Regions from separate parts of the Homo sapiens genome. Here region 2 is linked to region 1. The links are chromatin contacts, found by Hi-C in ENCODE. All regions are on one chromosome and are shown on one strand. Each heading gives the region's core, a stretch centred on a gene start or an enhancer-like site at or near the end of the contact. The rest is flanking DNA. Distances are from core to core; before and after follow the strand shown.

What was found. A loop is a pair of places that touch in the nucleus more often than their neighbours do. Pooled maps may share reads with other maps.
Region 2: a loop to region 1 is called in a pooled map, with 2.7 times the contacts of the local background. The contact joins the promoter of PPP6R1 here to the enhancer-like site in region 1. A Hi-C loop is called at or near these places in 8 of 37 single-sample maps with no recorded cell type and 5 of 50 pooled maps.

The regions. Positions count from the first base shown.
Region 1 is chr19:54,617,873-54,625,570 of GRCh38, forward strand. It overlaps a transcript of LILRB1 not described here. Among named protein-coding and RNA genes, the nearest start is that of LILRB1, 8.8 kb to the right of the region's middle. Within about 2 kb of position 4,704, at least 3 of the 41 ENCODE cell types and tissues checked have a DNase peak (open chromatin) inside an H3K27ac peak, as active enhancers do.
Region 2 is chr19:55,254,360-55,262,057 of GRCh38, forward strand. PPP6R1 (protein phosphatase 6 regulatory subunit 1) reads right to left here and starts at 4,658. Exons shown (of 24, transcript NM_014931.4): 1 at 4,076-4,658. RefSeq lists enhancers at 309-448, 3,906-4,880, 4,886-5,085, 5,116-5,165, 5,246-5,295 and 1 more and silencers at 2,738-2,931, 4,116-4,175, 4,346-4,445, 4,576-4,855, 4,762-5,056.

The DNA of each region.
Region 1 (7,698 bases), core at 3,454-5,953:
AGGTGACTCATGTGAGATCAGGAGTTCAAGACCAGCCTGGCCAACATGGTGAATCCCTGTCTCTACTAAAAATGCAAAACTTAGCCAGGCAGTAGTGGCACACTCGTAATCCCAGCTACTTGGGAGACTGAGACAGGAGAATCACTTCAGCATGGGAGATGTAGGTTGCAGTGAGCTGGGATCATGCCACTGCATTCCAGTCTGGGTGACAGAGTGAGCCCCTGCCTCAAAAAAAAAAAAAAAGAAAAAAAGAAAAAAAGAAAAAAAAAGAGTTTGAAAGTTTGAGATAGAAAAAAAAGAGGTTTTTTGAATCTATAAGATGTACTTCTATCAGCATGCCTAATGCGTCCATGAATCTGTGTGTGGTGTACATAATGTTTCACTACTAAAAATATACAAAAGAGCTCTAATTAATTGGCTTAAAGAGAATAAAAGTGCTTAAATCAAATACTTTATCAGGACAAGATGCTTCTTCAAGTTCACTTAAGTAAAATCTTTAATAAATAAGCTGGCTTTAAAATTATTGGTAAAATAAGATTAGAAATGTCTTAAGAATTGTTAGCGTTTTTGTTTGCACTTATTGCACAAGTGGTTTTGTGCTTATCCCTGCAGAATAGTATAAGATTTTCCATAAGGGTTATAAAACTATAAACCTGGCCGGGCACGGTGGCTCACGCCTGTAACCCCAGCACTTTGGGAGGCCGAGGCTGGTGGATCACCTGAGGTTGGGAGTTCAAGAGCAGCCTGACACACACAAAACAAAATTATAAACCCAGCCCAAAACAGAATGATCTTTGCTTGTATAATTTTTAATAAATAAGCCATGTAATATTGTTGGTTAAATAAAAACAGCTAACTACTGAGATATTGGTTAAAAAAAATAACTTTATATTTAACCATAAGTTCCCTTACTTAGGTAAACACCTGAAATTCATAGTTTATAACATTGGTTAACAGGGAATTAACTTTAAGTGATGACTGTCACAGTGTTCATAAATAATCTAGGTAAACTATTAAATAAGTTTATCAAGTAAATGCAATGGAATAAATGCCTATAAACAAACTTGTCACATAATTTACAATCTAAAGTTATATTAAATAATAGATATTAATTGATTAGCTGGGTAATTTATAATTTAAAAATTACAGGAAAACATTTTTAAAAAACAATTCTTATTAAAAGATAAATATCTGTGTTTAATTCAAAGCTTTTTTAAAAGTTATGTATAAAACAAGATAAATGGAAACAGGAAATAAGAGATGTAAAGACAGTTATAAATATAAAGAGGAATTTTGGTAAAAAAGATGAAAAGGAAAGTAATTTTACACAAGAAAGTCTTATGTAGTGAATTTTTGTCCTGAAATAAAATAACTGATAGTTCAAGAAAGAGGGATATTTAGGACAAAACAGGCAGTTTAAGCATGTTGTAAGTGGTCTCTGTAAGTCACAATAAGACTTTTTTTAAAAAAAGAAAGGTAGTGTAATGTAGTTGGTTATGATTAAGAAATATAATAGTCATTCTACAGATGGGTCTTTGATATTTAAAAAACACACCCTAATCCAAAACTAAATAATTGGTTAAAACAAGGTTTTAGTAAAATATTAACTTATTCTTAATGCAAAAAGTTTTTAATTTTTAAATTCTATAATCTGTCTTTTTGAAATTCTTCCAATGAATATATCAAAGTTCAGCTTTTTCTCTTTTGAAAGGCCTTGGATGATAGCTCTCTCCTTCACCTTGTGTTGGCTTCTGTAACTTTTATTAATTATCTAAAGTAAGAGAGGAATTTTTATTTAAAAACAGAAAAATGAAATATCCTTTAGACCTGCTTTTTTTCTTCTGTATGCCTGTTATATCTGTATCTTCATATGTGTTATCTGGAAGTGATATTTCACTACCAAACTACATGAAACAGCTCATCAGTTGTCTTTTTTAAAAAAAAGTAAGTGCTTATCAGATTGGCAGACACTAGCTAAGATGCCTTTGAATTCACCTGATTTTAATATTTAGTAAAATTAATTTAGTAAATTTAATCTTAAAACTCTCTCCAGTAATTAGAGCTATGTTATGTTAAACCTCGTTTTTTTTTTTTCACTTGAAATTTGGGTTACTAAATTAAAATAGTAGGAGTATAAAATGTTTTTGGTGATGCATATAAAACACAAGGATATAGGTTTTGCAAAAAAAAAAGTAGGTTTTTTTCTAGTTAAGAAACTATTTAAGAGTTGCTTTAAAATGAAGAAAAAATTACGGAGATAAAACTAAATAAAAAGAACAATTTAGCCAGGACAACAAAAGTTAACTCTGAGACCTGTGATTACCAAGAAGATAGTTGATATAGAGGAAGGGCAAAAACAAGTAACTATTAAAACCAGAGGGTATAATGCAAAGGAATTGTTCTGCTTTTTAGATTGTTATAATCAGTTTCTTAAAAATAATCTATGTGGTAGATTGTAAAAAATAACCACTTTAAGGGCCAAATTCTTAATTTTTTTTTTGAGATGGAGTCTTGCTCTGTTGCCCAGGCTGGATGGAGTGCAGTGGCGTGATTTCGGCTCACTGCAAGCTCTGCCTCCCAGGTTCACGCCCACATTCTTAATTTTAAATGCTTCAGAATTTAAGAGCTTGTTTGGATTGATGCAGGACCCGTAGCTCACTATTAAACAATCACTAATGAGTATATGAGATCCAAATGCACAGGAGGTTATTCCAGAGAGAACAACCAGCTTAGTGGACCAGACAAACGCCACTGAAAGGTCTGTTGGCCCTGAGAAGGGGACTAGCCAACTCTCCCTATAAAACACCAAGTGCAGCATCCCAGATGAAGCAGTGAATATGCTTTGTATGCGAGCCAGGTGGGGCTGGTGTATGAAGCATATGAACCAAGTAACCATTAAAATCAATCAACCGTTGGTGGACACTTAGTTTGGTTTCATGTCTGTGCTGTTGTGAATAGTGCTGCAACAAACATAATGAGTGCAGTTGTCTTATTTATTTATTTATTTTTTATTTTTTGAGATGGAGTTTCATTCTTGTTGCCCAGGCTGGAGTGCAATGGTGCCATCTCTGCTCACTGCAACCTCCGGCTCCTGGGTTCAAGCGATTCTCCTGCCTTAGCCTCCCAAGTAGCTGGGATTACAGGTGCTCGCCACCATGCCTAGCTAATTTTTTGTATTTTTAGTAGAGACAGGGTTTCACCATGTTGCCCAGGCTGGTCTCACACTCCCAACCTCAGGTGATCTGCCTGTCTTGGCCTCCCAAAGTGCTGGGATTACAGGCGTGAGCCACCACACCTGACCCAATTGTCTTTTTAATATAATGACTTTTCCTTTGGCTGGATACCATGTAATGGGATTGCTAAGTGAAATGGTAGTTCTATTTTTAGTTGAGATAGCTCCATATTATTTTCCATAGAAGATAAACTCATTTACATTCCTACCAACCATGTATCTTGCTAACATCTGTTGGTTCTGACTTCTTAAAAGTAGCCATTTTGACTGGTGTAAGTTGATACTCAGTGTGGTTTTAAGTTGAATTTCTCTGATGATTAATGATGTTGAGCATTTTTTAATGTGTTTGTTGGCCACTTATATTTCTTGTTTTGAGAAATGTCTGTTGATGGTCTTTACTCAGTTTTCCATAAAGTTGTCTGTGTTTTTTGTTTTTTTTTTTTCATGTTGAATTCTTTGACTTCCTTGCAGATTCTGGACATTAGTCTTTTGTTGGAGGCATAATTTGCAAATATTTTCTTCCATTGTGTAGGTTGTCTGTTCATTCTGTTGATTGTTTCTTTTGCTGTGCAGTAGCTTTTAATTTTAATCATGTCTCATTTGTCTATTCGGGGGTTTGTTGCATTTTTAAGGGTCTTTACCATAAGTTCTTTGCCTGGACTAATGTCCAGAAGGGTTTTTCCTAAATTTTGCTTTAGGAATTACATAGTTTCAGGTCTCACATTGAGGTCTTTAATTCATCTTGAGTTGATTTTTGTACATGGTGGGAGATAAAGGTCCAGTTTTATTCTTTTGCATATGGCTACCCAGTTTTTCCAGCATCCTTTATTGAATAGGGTGTCCTTTCCCCATTGTTTACTTTGTTGACTTTAGCAAAGCTCAGTATGTTGTAGGCATGTATCTTTATTTCTAGTTTCTCTATTCTGTTCCCTTGATGTCTGTGTATATTTTTGTACTAGTAAATGCTGTCTTAGTTACTATGGCCTTATAGTATAACTTGAAATCAGGCAATGTGATGCCTCCTGTTTTGTTCTTTTTGCATAGAAGTGTTTTAGCTGTTCAGGCTGGTTTTTGGTTCCAAATGAATTTAAAAATTGCTTTTTCTCTAATTCTGTTAAAGAAATGACATTTGTAATTTAATAGGAATTGTGTTGAATCTGTAGTATGCTTTGGGCAATATGGTCATTTTAACAATATTGATTCTTCCCATTTGTGAGCAAGGAATATTTTTCTATTTGGTTGTGTTGCCTACAGTTCCTTTCATCAGCCTTTTGTCACTCTCTGTGTAGAGGTCTTTCACCTCCTTGGTTAAATATACTCCTCAGTGTGTGTTTGTGTTTGTGTGTCCTTAATTTGATTCTCAGCTTGAACGGTACTGATGTATAGAAAAGCTACTGATTTTTGTAGCTTGATTTTTTTATCCAGAGACTTTACTGAAGTCACTTACCAAGTCTACGAGTCTTCTGGAAGAATCTTCAGGGTTTTCTGGGTATATGATCGTGTCATCAGCACACACAGATAATTTCACTTTCTCTTTTCCAATGTGGATGCACTTTCTTTCTTTCTGTTGCCTGATTGCTCTGGCTAGGACTTCCAGTACTGTGTTGAATAGGAGTGGTGAGAGTGGACATCCTTATCCTGTTCCATTTCTTGGGGAAATGCTTTCACTTCTCCCCATTCAATTTTAAGGTTGGCTGTGCGTTTGTCTTATAAGGCTCTTATTTTGGGGTATGTTTCTTTCATGCCTAGTCTGTTGAGGGATTTTATCATGAAGGGATATTGGACTTTCTCGAACGCTTTATCTGCATCTATTGAGATGACCATATGCTTTTTGTTCTTAGTTTATGTCATGAGTCACTTTTATTGACTTGCATATATTGAACCATCCTTTCATCCCTGGAATCAAGCCAACTTGATCATGATGAATTATGTTTTTGATACACTGTTAGATTCCGTTTAATAGCATTTTCTTGAGGATTTTTGCACCTGTGTTCCTCAGGTTTCTTGGCCTGTAGCTTTATTTTTCTGTTGGATCCCTGTCTGATTTTGCTATCAGGGTGATATTGGTTTCATAGAATGAGCTAGGAAAGAATCCCATCGCCTTGATTTTTTGGAATACTTTCATTATGATTGGCACCAGCTCTTCGTTGTGTATATGGCAAATTTCGACTGTGAATCCATCTGTTCTTGGGCTTTTTTGCCGGAAGATTTTTAGTACTGATTCTTTTTGGTTACTTGTTATTGGTCTGTTTAGGGTTTCTATTTTTTGCCTGTGCGATCTTAGGAAGTTGTATGTGTCTAGGAATTCATCCATTTCTCTAGGTTTTCTAGTTTACGTGCATAAAGGTGTTCATAGTAGTCTCTGATGGTCATTTGTATTTCTGTGGCGTTGGTTGTAATGTCAACTTTATCATTTCTGATTGTGCTTATTTAAATCTTCTCCTTTTTTTGGTTAGTGTAGTCAGCCATCTCTCAATTTTATTTATACTTTCAAAAAACCAACGTTTTCTTTCACTGATTCTTTGTAATGTTTTTGTCTCAATCTCATTCTTTATCTGTCCTTTCAGAGTTTCCATTGTTTTCAGCATCCATCACTAGCAAGCCAGTGCGATCCTTTGGTGGTGCCACAATATTCAGATTTTTCACAGCGTCAGAATCCTTACACTGATTCCTTCTCTTCTGGAGAGGCCTCCACTTACTCTCTTCGAATTTATTTTCATTTGGATGGGATTTGTTTTGCACATTTTCCCCCGGCCCCGCAGGGAGGGTGACTGTAGAGCATGTTGGGAAGGGTCTTTTGGCTTTTCCCATGGCTTTGGGAGCTTCTGCAGCAGGGTTTGTGTTGGGCTGTGCAGCTCAAATTGCAGGCCAGGAGCTGGTGCTTAAGGGTAAGAGCCACCCTCGGCACAAGCAGGTGGATATGGACCTGGTGTGTTTCCTGTGAGGTGCTGACTGTTGTTTCAGGGGAAGGGCTGGACCGTGGAGTGTCAGGTGCCCTGAGCTTTGTGTTCCACAGGGGCGAGGGAACACCCCTGGGCAGAGCTGGAACCCCCGGCTTGCCCACAGATATCCCAGTGATGAGTGCAGGCACTAGTCCTGATGGACATGGCTGGAGCAGCTCCTAGTGAAATGCCCTGAGGTCTCTGCGGGGGGTGAAGGAGCTACACCGTTTCCAGTCCCATAGGGAGGAACGTTGTCTGTCTCCCTATCACACCCGTGCTCCAGGGCTCATGAGTCTCAGTTCAGACACACACTTTTGTCTCTCCCCAGGCCACAGTGTGGCTGAGGGCCGTGGGAAACACCTGCCTTGCCACTCTCTGCAGGCGTGGTTCCAAGGCAGAGCCTCCTCCCTCAGCCCAGTGCAGACCCTGAGCGGCTGTCTGTTGTCTGACGTGGTAGCTGCTTCATGTAGGTGGGATGTGGGGCTTCTGCCTCTCTGGATGGGAGAGTGGACGTCAGTTGTGGTGGTGTTGCTGGCTGGGTGGGCCCGACCTCAGGCCCTGGGGTGAGTGGTCAGGTGCCAGCAGGGTAGGAAAGGGCAGGTAGTTCCCGGATCACAGGCCCCTAGGTGGCCGGCTGGACAGCGTGTGTGAGTCCTGAAGGGGCTGGACTGGGTTTTGGCTGCTCCGGGGTTCAGATGCTGGCTGTGATGGGGAGGGATGGGCTGGTCCCCAGGGCACAGGCAGAACCCTCAGGCGGGGCAGGCAGAAGGCTCAGGTGGTAGAGCCTGCGGCAGATCACAGACCTGTGGGGACTGGGCTCTCAGAAGGGCTGGGGGCTGCAGCTGAAATGTCCAGGTGGGGGCAGGGTGGCTGTGCTGTGGGCCTGTCACTAGGGAGGGCAGGGCCCCTCTGCTGGGGCACTGGAGACTGGCAGCTGTGAGGCACAGGGCCCGCTCACACTTCCCTCCTGAAGAAGTGTCACTCGGTTTTGCTCTGGGGACACGTGAAAGTGCCAGGCCTCCCCACACCCTCCCTGGGCCTGGGGCAGCAGGGACAGAGGCAGAGGTGGCAGTGACTGCAAAGGGCTTGTCAGGGGCCTCTGAGCATTGGACTTTCAGAGGGCACTGAGCCAGGGCCACGGTGTTCGGGTGGGGGCAGGACGGGTGACTGGGGCCCTGCAGCTGGCAAGCCCCATTAGCAGGAAGGAAGCCCCATTTCGCAGGAAGCAACAGAGGTGGGCAGCTGTGTGGTGCTCAGCTTGGCTGCTCCTGTGCCCCAGCTGTCATACTTATTCTGGGGCCCACAGAGGTGCCTGGCCTCCTCCCTCCCTGCTAAGGCAGTGGCAGCTGGACCCAGGCTGCTCAGGGATCAGAAGCCTGTGGGATTCCACGTGGGCTCCAGAGGCGCCTCTGCACCATCTCTGGGAACTCCCTGTGCCTCTGTAGGCCAAGGGGGGTCAGGGGCTCTCCTGTGACCAGGATTGTAAAGGGCCAAGACAGGGGTGTGGATCCCAGGGGCCTCACA
Region 2 (7,698 bases), core at 3,408-5,907, 640 kb after region 1:
CCAGCTCTGCACTATTGCCTCTGGTTTCTGACTTAGCTGTGGTGTTTTAGGGCCTTCAACACCAGCCACCCCTCAAGGGCCTGCCAGCCCCTTCCTTCCCCTGCTTGGACAGGCACTAACTGCGGCTCCCACAGAGCCATCCCCACTGCTGCACGTATCCGCCCAAGCACAGCTCTGCCGCCAGGGAACCGGTGGGCCCATGCTTCATCTGTCACCCCTTCCCAACCTGCGCTGACCCACGAGCACCCAGAAATGGAGGTCATGGGCACAGATGCCTCAGGGGGCCTCCAGAAACAGCTGCCTGAGCTGTCCCAATGCTCAGCAGAAGCTCCAACGCCTGGCCCCCTGGCCGGTACCCTAGGAAGGGAAAGAGCCTGCTACCAGCAGCAGGCTGGCCAGCACCCAGCTCCTTAAAGGGCCCAGAGTCCGGAGGACAGCAAGACCATCTCCCTCTAATGTCCCCCAAGCCTCTGTCAGCTCTCAGCCAAATCTGAAAGGGGGCTGGGAACACCCAATTCCAGGGATGCAGTGACAGTAATGGCAACCCCACCACCTCTGGGCAGGACCTACGGTGTGTGCCGGCTGCAGAATCCGGCATCACCCACCCAGCAAGGAGGAACCAGGGACACCAATTTGATAGAAAGGGCCACTGGGGCCAGAGGAGAAGGGGGAGCGGCCCAAGGCCCAACAAGATGATGAGCTAGGGCTTTCCTGTGGCTTGGGAAAGCCTTGGGGAGGGTCCCCACTTAAAGAGAACCCTCAGTGCCTCCCCCTCTGGCCCCAGAAGCACACCCTCCCAAGGGAGCTAGCAGCCCTGGTCCAACCCCAGAGGATGGAATAACTAGGAAACAGAAGAGTCTAGAAACACTGGCCAAGGACTGGGACGGGGACTTGAACATCCACATTCAAATCGTCTCCTGAACTGGCCACAGGTTTAAAGGAAAGAAAGGAAAAGACCAATGAACGGATTTGAAATAGCTCTTTGGAAAAACAGAAAGGGGCAGAGTTAGGGTTACAGTGTGATCCAAAGTCAGAAAAGCTTGCATTCCCATTTGACCTCCCCAAACTGAAATCTCTGTGGCCTAGACCAAGGATCTCACCCCACCGAGCCCCAGTTTCCTTATCCGGGAAATACCTCACAGATGGGGTTACTATAAGGCAGCACTCTCTGGAGAAGGACCCACAAAACTGGTGTGCAAAGGGAAAACCACGGTTTGGCATGGAAAGGCAGGTGAGCCCCATCAAGCCGGGTGCCGAGTGATTCCCACTCTGGCAAGGCCCCTCACTCTCACCAAAGCTCTCAGGCCTCTCTCACCTCATCTCTTGCTACCTCCCGCGTGGGCGTCACACCTGACTGCCCTCAGCCGGGGCTGGGCTGCTCCCTCCTCCTTCCCGGAGCTCTTCGAGTCTGACTAGCTCCTCCTGGGTCCTTCAGGCCCCCACACAGACACCACTTCCTCCAGGGAGCCTCCCCCCCGCATCTGTGTTAGAGGCCTGCTCCACGCCGCTTCCACAGCATCCCGCAGTCACCCTGGAACAGCATGTGAGCCTCGGCTCTGTGACAGGATGTACCTGTTCAGTCATCTGCCTCCCCCTGAAACATGCCGACTTCCCAGGATCTAGCATAAGGCCAGGCCCAACTAAAGCTACTTGTTGAATTAATGAAAACTGAAGCCAGAGAAAGGTGTTCTGTTAAGAGCACTGGGCCACACATCCCACAAAAGAAAAAAAATGGGCAGGGGGACCAGACAAGCAGGTTCTCCTCTAATGGAAAGAAACAGTAGATGAACCAACAAAAGCTAATGGCCACAAAGATGGTGGTGACTCGCAATACACAACTCACCAACTCACAGCTCATGAGTCACAACAGAGCAAATAAGCCACAACGACACACCATACCCCAGCAGTGGAGCAAAGTTCTCCTCCTCTGCGCTGCTAACATTTGGGCTGGACGGTTCTTTTCGGTGTTGGGGCTGCCCATGCACTGGAGGACACTTAGCAACATCCCTAGCCTCCACCTCCACTCACCAGATACTGGCAGCATTCCCCCCAGTTGTAACAACCAAAAACATCTCCAGATATCGCCAATCGTCCCCCAGGGGACACAATCGCCCCCAGTTGAGAGCCACTGCAATGGACATTCCCAAATCAAATAATAATCGAAAGAACGGCCAGGTGTGGTGGTCCATGCCTATAATCCCAGCTCTCTGGGAGGCTAGGTAGGAGGACTGCTTGAACCCACGAGTTTGAAATCAGCCTGGGCACCACAGCAGGGCACCAGAGCAAGACCCAGTCTTTACAAAAAATACAAACATTAGCCAAGCGTGGTACAAAAACACAAAAATTGAGCAAGCATTGCAGGACGTGCCTGTAGTCCTAGCTACTTAGGAGGCTAAGGTGGGAAAATCACTTGAGTCCAGGAGTTCAAGGCTGGGCAAACGAGCAAAACCCAGTCTCAAAATCATCAACATCAAAACAGCTACTGATTGCAGAGTGTCATGTGCCTTGCATTCTGCCACAGGCTTCTACAAACCCTGCACTTAATCCCTAGATCCACCCTCTGAGGAGAGCAGTCTGCTATCCCCACTTACAGACGAGGAACAACTTGTCCAAGGTCTCGCTTGGCAGAAGCCGGACTCGGCCTAGGTCTGTCTGGCAAAAGATCCTCTAACAATTAGCTGGACTGCCTTCTCATGATCCCAATCCCAGAACTAGAGTTAAAAAAAAAAAAAAAAAAAAAGCATAACATTTTCAACAGCACAAGCAGCTCCAACAGCCATCCCACCACTAGTAAGCACACGTGGCCGGGCGCCGTGTCTCCATGTGTGTTGTGCATGTATGTAAACCAAGTCCTCATCCTGTGTTATCCAGGCAATCTCGAGTCCTTGCTGCATTTGCAGCGCACGCTAACAGTTAGACCCTCGCCCTTGGGCTGGATGAAATCCCACTGCAGTTTCTCTACAACTGTGAACCCAGTACCGCACCTGACAGTCTACGCAGCTTCCTTTCCTGAAACATCTTGCCTTTCAGGCGGGTGTCTATGGTCATGTCTGTGTGTACTACGAGCGAGCAAGAAAGACCCCAACCAGAGGTCCCATTCGAGGCCTGGATAAGCACGCCGGGCGGAACTACTCTGCCCCTCACCCTCCCAATACATCTGCACTCAGGACTCCGACCTTCCTTCCTTGACATATCTGCACGTGCTGCTCCTTCCCCCCCCGGAAGGCCCTTCTTCCCACTCTCCATCTGTCACCTCCTACTCATCCTTCCTAGACAGAAAAAGCCGTCCGTCCAGTCAGTCTCACCAGTGCCTCCCGCTCTGTGGCCCCCTGCAGCTCCCTAAGTCACCTCGATCACGACACGCAGGAATTGTGACTGTCCGGCTCTGCCTTTGTACCCCCTCCAGGGACCGGCCCCACCTCCAGGGCAGGGCCTAGGGCTGATGCCCCCTCCTCGGTGCCCAGCGCCAGGCTCCCTGCCTGCCCTCAGCAGGCTTCATCTCACTGAAGCAGGCCCGAGTGGTGGCTGCTCCAGAGAAGCCCCGCTCCCAGGTCCCTCGCACAAGAAGCCGGAGGCGGGAGAGGGTCGGTCAAGGTGAAAACAAGCCCCGCTCCTCCAGTCCTGAGCTCCGGGGATCTAAGGAGGCTGCGCCACGGAAGAGGTGGCGGGGCAGAGATCGGGGCGAGAGGGAAGGGTGTAAGCAGGCAAAGTCCAGGGTAACCAGGGAGAAAGACTCCTGGGGGGCCGGGGAACCGGCCAGAGAGGCAAGAGAGCGGAGCTGAGGCTCAGGGACTGGGGAGCGCAGCTGCAGAGAGCGAGTGGGAAAAGGCCGAGAGCAAGAGACTGAGACTAGGGTGGCGGCGGAGCTGAGGTGAAGAGATTAAGAGACTGGGGAGGGTCGAGGGGGAAGAAACGGGGTGCCGTGGAGAGGAAACCCGAAGGAAGGAGGGAAAGGATCCGAAGCAGAAAAGACCCGCGGGGGTCCCGAGAGGGAAAAGCCTGAGGGGACGCGGAGAGGGGAAGACGTGGGCGCCTGGCCCTGGAGAGAGAGGGTCGGGCGACGCGGGCCGCTCACCTGCGAGGGGGGGCGGCGGCTCCTCGCACTCGGGGCTCATCGGGGCGCCCCCCCCCGCCCCGCCGCCGGCGGCTCCGGCCCCTGCTGCGGGGCCCGGTGAGTGGGGGCGGGGGCGGCGTCGGGGACTCGCGCAGGCGCCGGGGCTCGCGGGGTCCGCGCAGGCGCCCGCGGGTCGTGGGGTCCTCGCGCGCCGGGTCCTGCAGAGTTGAGGGGGTCAGCGCCGGGTGGAGTTGCCGACGGGCGGGGGGCGTCACTAGTCCGCGTAGGCACCTCCGGGGTCCGCAGGCGAGGTGGGCGTGCGGGCCGAGGCGGGTTGGCGAGCCGGGTCGCGAGGCCCACGCAGGCGCCTCAGCCGGGAAGACGGGGGAAGTTGCCCCGGTTTCCACAGTCCAACCGAGCGCCCCACGGGAGGGGAAGGCGACCTCCTCCGCGGTCCAAACGGGCCGCAGAGCCGAGCAGCGACCGACGGAAGCCGAGGCCTACTTCCTTAACCACCCCTTCCCCAAAGCCGCTCAATCTCCGGGCTCTGCGGCCGGCCTCAGGGCCTCCGACGCCCGGCTCCCTCCGCCACTATCCCACAATCCCCCTAGCGCAGGACGACGCAGGAGGCCCCGCCCTCCCGCGGCTGTGTTGGTGCGCAGGTGCGGGGGGCGGGGTGCACGCCTGGGCGGTGCAGTGCGCGTGCGCCCGGGCGCTCCCGACACCGCCCACTCTTGAACCCCGCCGCCGCAGACGCGCTTGCGCCCGTTGGTGCCAACGGTCTGCCCCGGAATAAACCCAGACAGCTCAGTGAGCCGCAGCTGCGCACCGGCTCCGTTCCAAGGCCCCGTGAATATTCCGCTCCAGGATTTCCCTTCCCACTCGCTCCGTTTGGAAATCCGTTCGCTGTTCTGTCTCCTCTAATCATAGTGGAGCTTTGGCTCCAGGGTCGGGCTCTTGCGAAATCCAGACCTGGTTTTCGCTCCAGCCAAAGCCAGGCGCCTTCGTTCCGTCCGGCTCTCGCGCTTAGCCGCCTCCGAGCCTCAGAGGCCCTCAGTCGTTTCCGTCTGCTGGCGATAGTCCCGGCCGGGTCGCTGGTGTTGCCAGTTCCGCCCAAAGCAGCTTCTAATAGCATCAACTGAAAGAGACCTCCTAGACCTTGTGTCTAGATTGATGAAGGTCCCTCTGGCTTTGAGCCTCGGTTTCCCCAACTTTAATAGCTCCCCTCTCTACCCATGTTAGAGGCCTACTGTAAAAATCGTGTGGGCGCGAGGAACTTTTTTGTTTTTGTTTTTGTTTTAAGACTCCGAATTGGCCGGGCGCGGTGGCTTACGCTTGTAATCACAACACTTTAGGAGGCCCGAGGCCGGAGGATGGCATGAGACCAGGAGTTGGAGACCAGCCTGGGCAACCTAGGGAGACCCCCGTCTCTACAAAAGAAAATTTAAAAAATTAGTTGGGCCTGGTGGCCCGCGCCTGTGGTCTCAGCTATTCGGGAGGCTAAGGCAGGAGAATCGCTTGAGCCGAGGCTGCAGTGAGCCGGATTGCACCACTGCACTCCATCCTAGGAGACAGAGCGAGAACCTGTCTCAAAAACAAAGGGCCCAGCGTGGTGGCTCACGCCTGCCTGTACTTGAGCTCAGGAGTTCAAGACCCCACGCCTATAATCCCAGCACTTTGGGAGGCCGAGGTGGGCGGATTGCCTGAGCTCAGGAGTTTGAGACCAGCCTGGGCAACACAGTGAAACCACGTGTCTACTAAAATACAAAAAATAGCCGGACGTGGCGGTGTGCGCCTGTAATCCCAGCTACTCAGGAGGCTGAGGCAGGAGAATTACTTGAACCCGGGAGGTGGATGTTGCAGTGAGCCCAGATCAGGCCACTGCACTCCAGCCTGGGTGACAGAGCGAGACTCCGTCTCGAGAAAAAAAAAAAAAAAAAAAAAGAGCAAATTCACCCCTCCTTTGCCCTCTTTGTTCTATTGAGACCCTCAATGGATTGGATAATGCCAGCTCACACTGGGGAGGGAAGATCTTTATTCAGTCTACCGATTCAAATGCTAGTCTCTTCCAGAAATACCCTCATAGACACACCCATAATGTTTTACCAGCTATCTGGACATCCCTTAGCCCAGTCAACACCTGAAATGAACCATCACAGAGAGGCATTTCCTTTTCTCTTTTTTCTATAGAGATGTTTTGTCTTTTACCCAGCATTTGGCTTCCTTGTTTTCTCCACAATATGATGGCATCATTGCCACACTGTTTTAACACAGAGGTCAGGAACTGAGGGATAAGGATGTGGCTATAGTCCCTACCCTTCAAATGGAAGCTGGGAAGCTGTGGGGGCTTTAATGACTGAAGTCTGGATTTCCACCCAGCAGAACTCACAGATATACATTGTGTTTGCATTAGAATTGAAACTTTTTTTTAAGAGACAGGGTCTGGCTCTGTCGACCAGGCTGGAGTGCATGGCACGATCACAGATCACTGCAGCCTCGAACTCCTGGGCTCAAGCAATCCTCTCGCCTCAGCCTCCCGAGTAGCTGGGACTACAACTGGAACTTTTTTCTTGAGACAGGATCTCAGATCCTGCAGCTACCTCTCAATTTATCCTGGATTTAGGAAGAGGAGTGATAAAAACCAATCCAAATAGACTCAAAAATCCCAGATCCACCAGAACAATCCACACAAAAGGAATGAGTCTGACATCAAATTGTCCTAGGAAACCAGGATACAAGAAAGAGGAGGATTGGCCGGGCATAGTGGCTCACACCTGTAATCCCAGCACTTTGGGAGGCCGAGGAGGGTGGATCACCCTGTCAAGAGTTCAAGACCAGCCTGGCCAAGATGGTGAAACCTGGTCTCTACTACAAATACAAAAATTAGCCGGGCGCGGTGGCAGGCGCCTGTAATCCCAGCTACTTGGGAGGCTGAGGCAGGAGAATCTCTTGAACTCGGAGGGTGGAGGCTGCAGTGAGCCAAGATCGGGCCACTGCACTCCAGCCTGGGCAACAGAGTGAGACTCCCGTCTCAAAAGAAAAAAAAAAGAAAGAAAAAGAAAAAGAAAGAGGAGGATCGCTCTGGAATTAGTCCAGCTGTGAATCCTGGCTGTGAACTTGGTCAGGGGTCAGCCTCCTCTGAGCTCAGCCTCCTCTCTGGAAAAACAACAGCTTTCAAAGCTCTTGTCTACAAATGACAAAATTTCTTGTAGCTAAACAGAAAAGGAATTTATTAAAGGAATTGAGGCAGCCTCCGACACCCCCACCTCCCGCCCCAATCCCACGTCTCTGAGAAAGCTACAGAATCCGCTTGGCGCTTTGCAGTCAGGAATGAAGCCCACACCCAGCCACAGGCCTGCTCCTGAGACACAGTGCAGCCTCCATCAACGGCACCTGGCTCAGACACTCCCGCCAGAATCTCTGCCAGCCCTGTCCAGAAGCCAGGTGTGGCTGCTCCTGCACTAGCCAGAAGGGAACCTGGGCAGGGGCCCCTCCACCGCCAACTCTTGGCCCGACGACCGGCGGGCTCTGATTGGTAGAGGAGCTAGACCACCAGCGGGTTCTGATTGGTGTACAAAACAGATTCCCAGAGAGAGTTCTGATTTGTGGAGCTAATGTCACATGATTACCCTACAGCAAAGGAT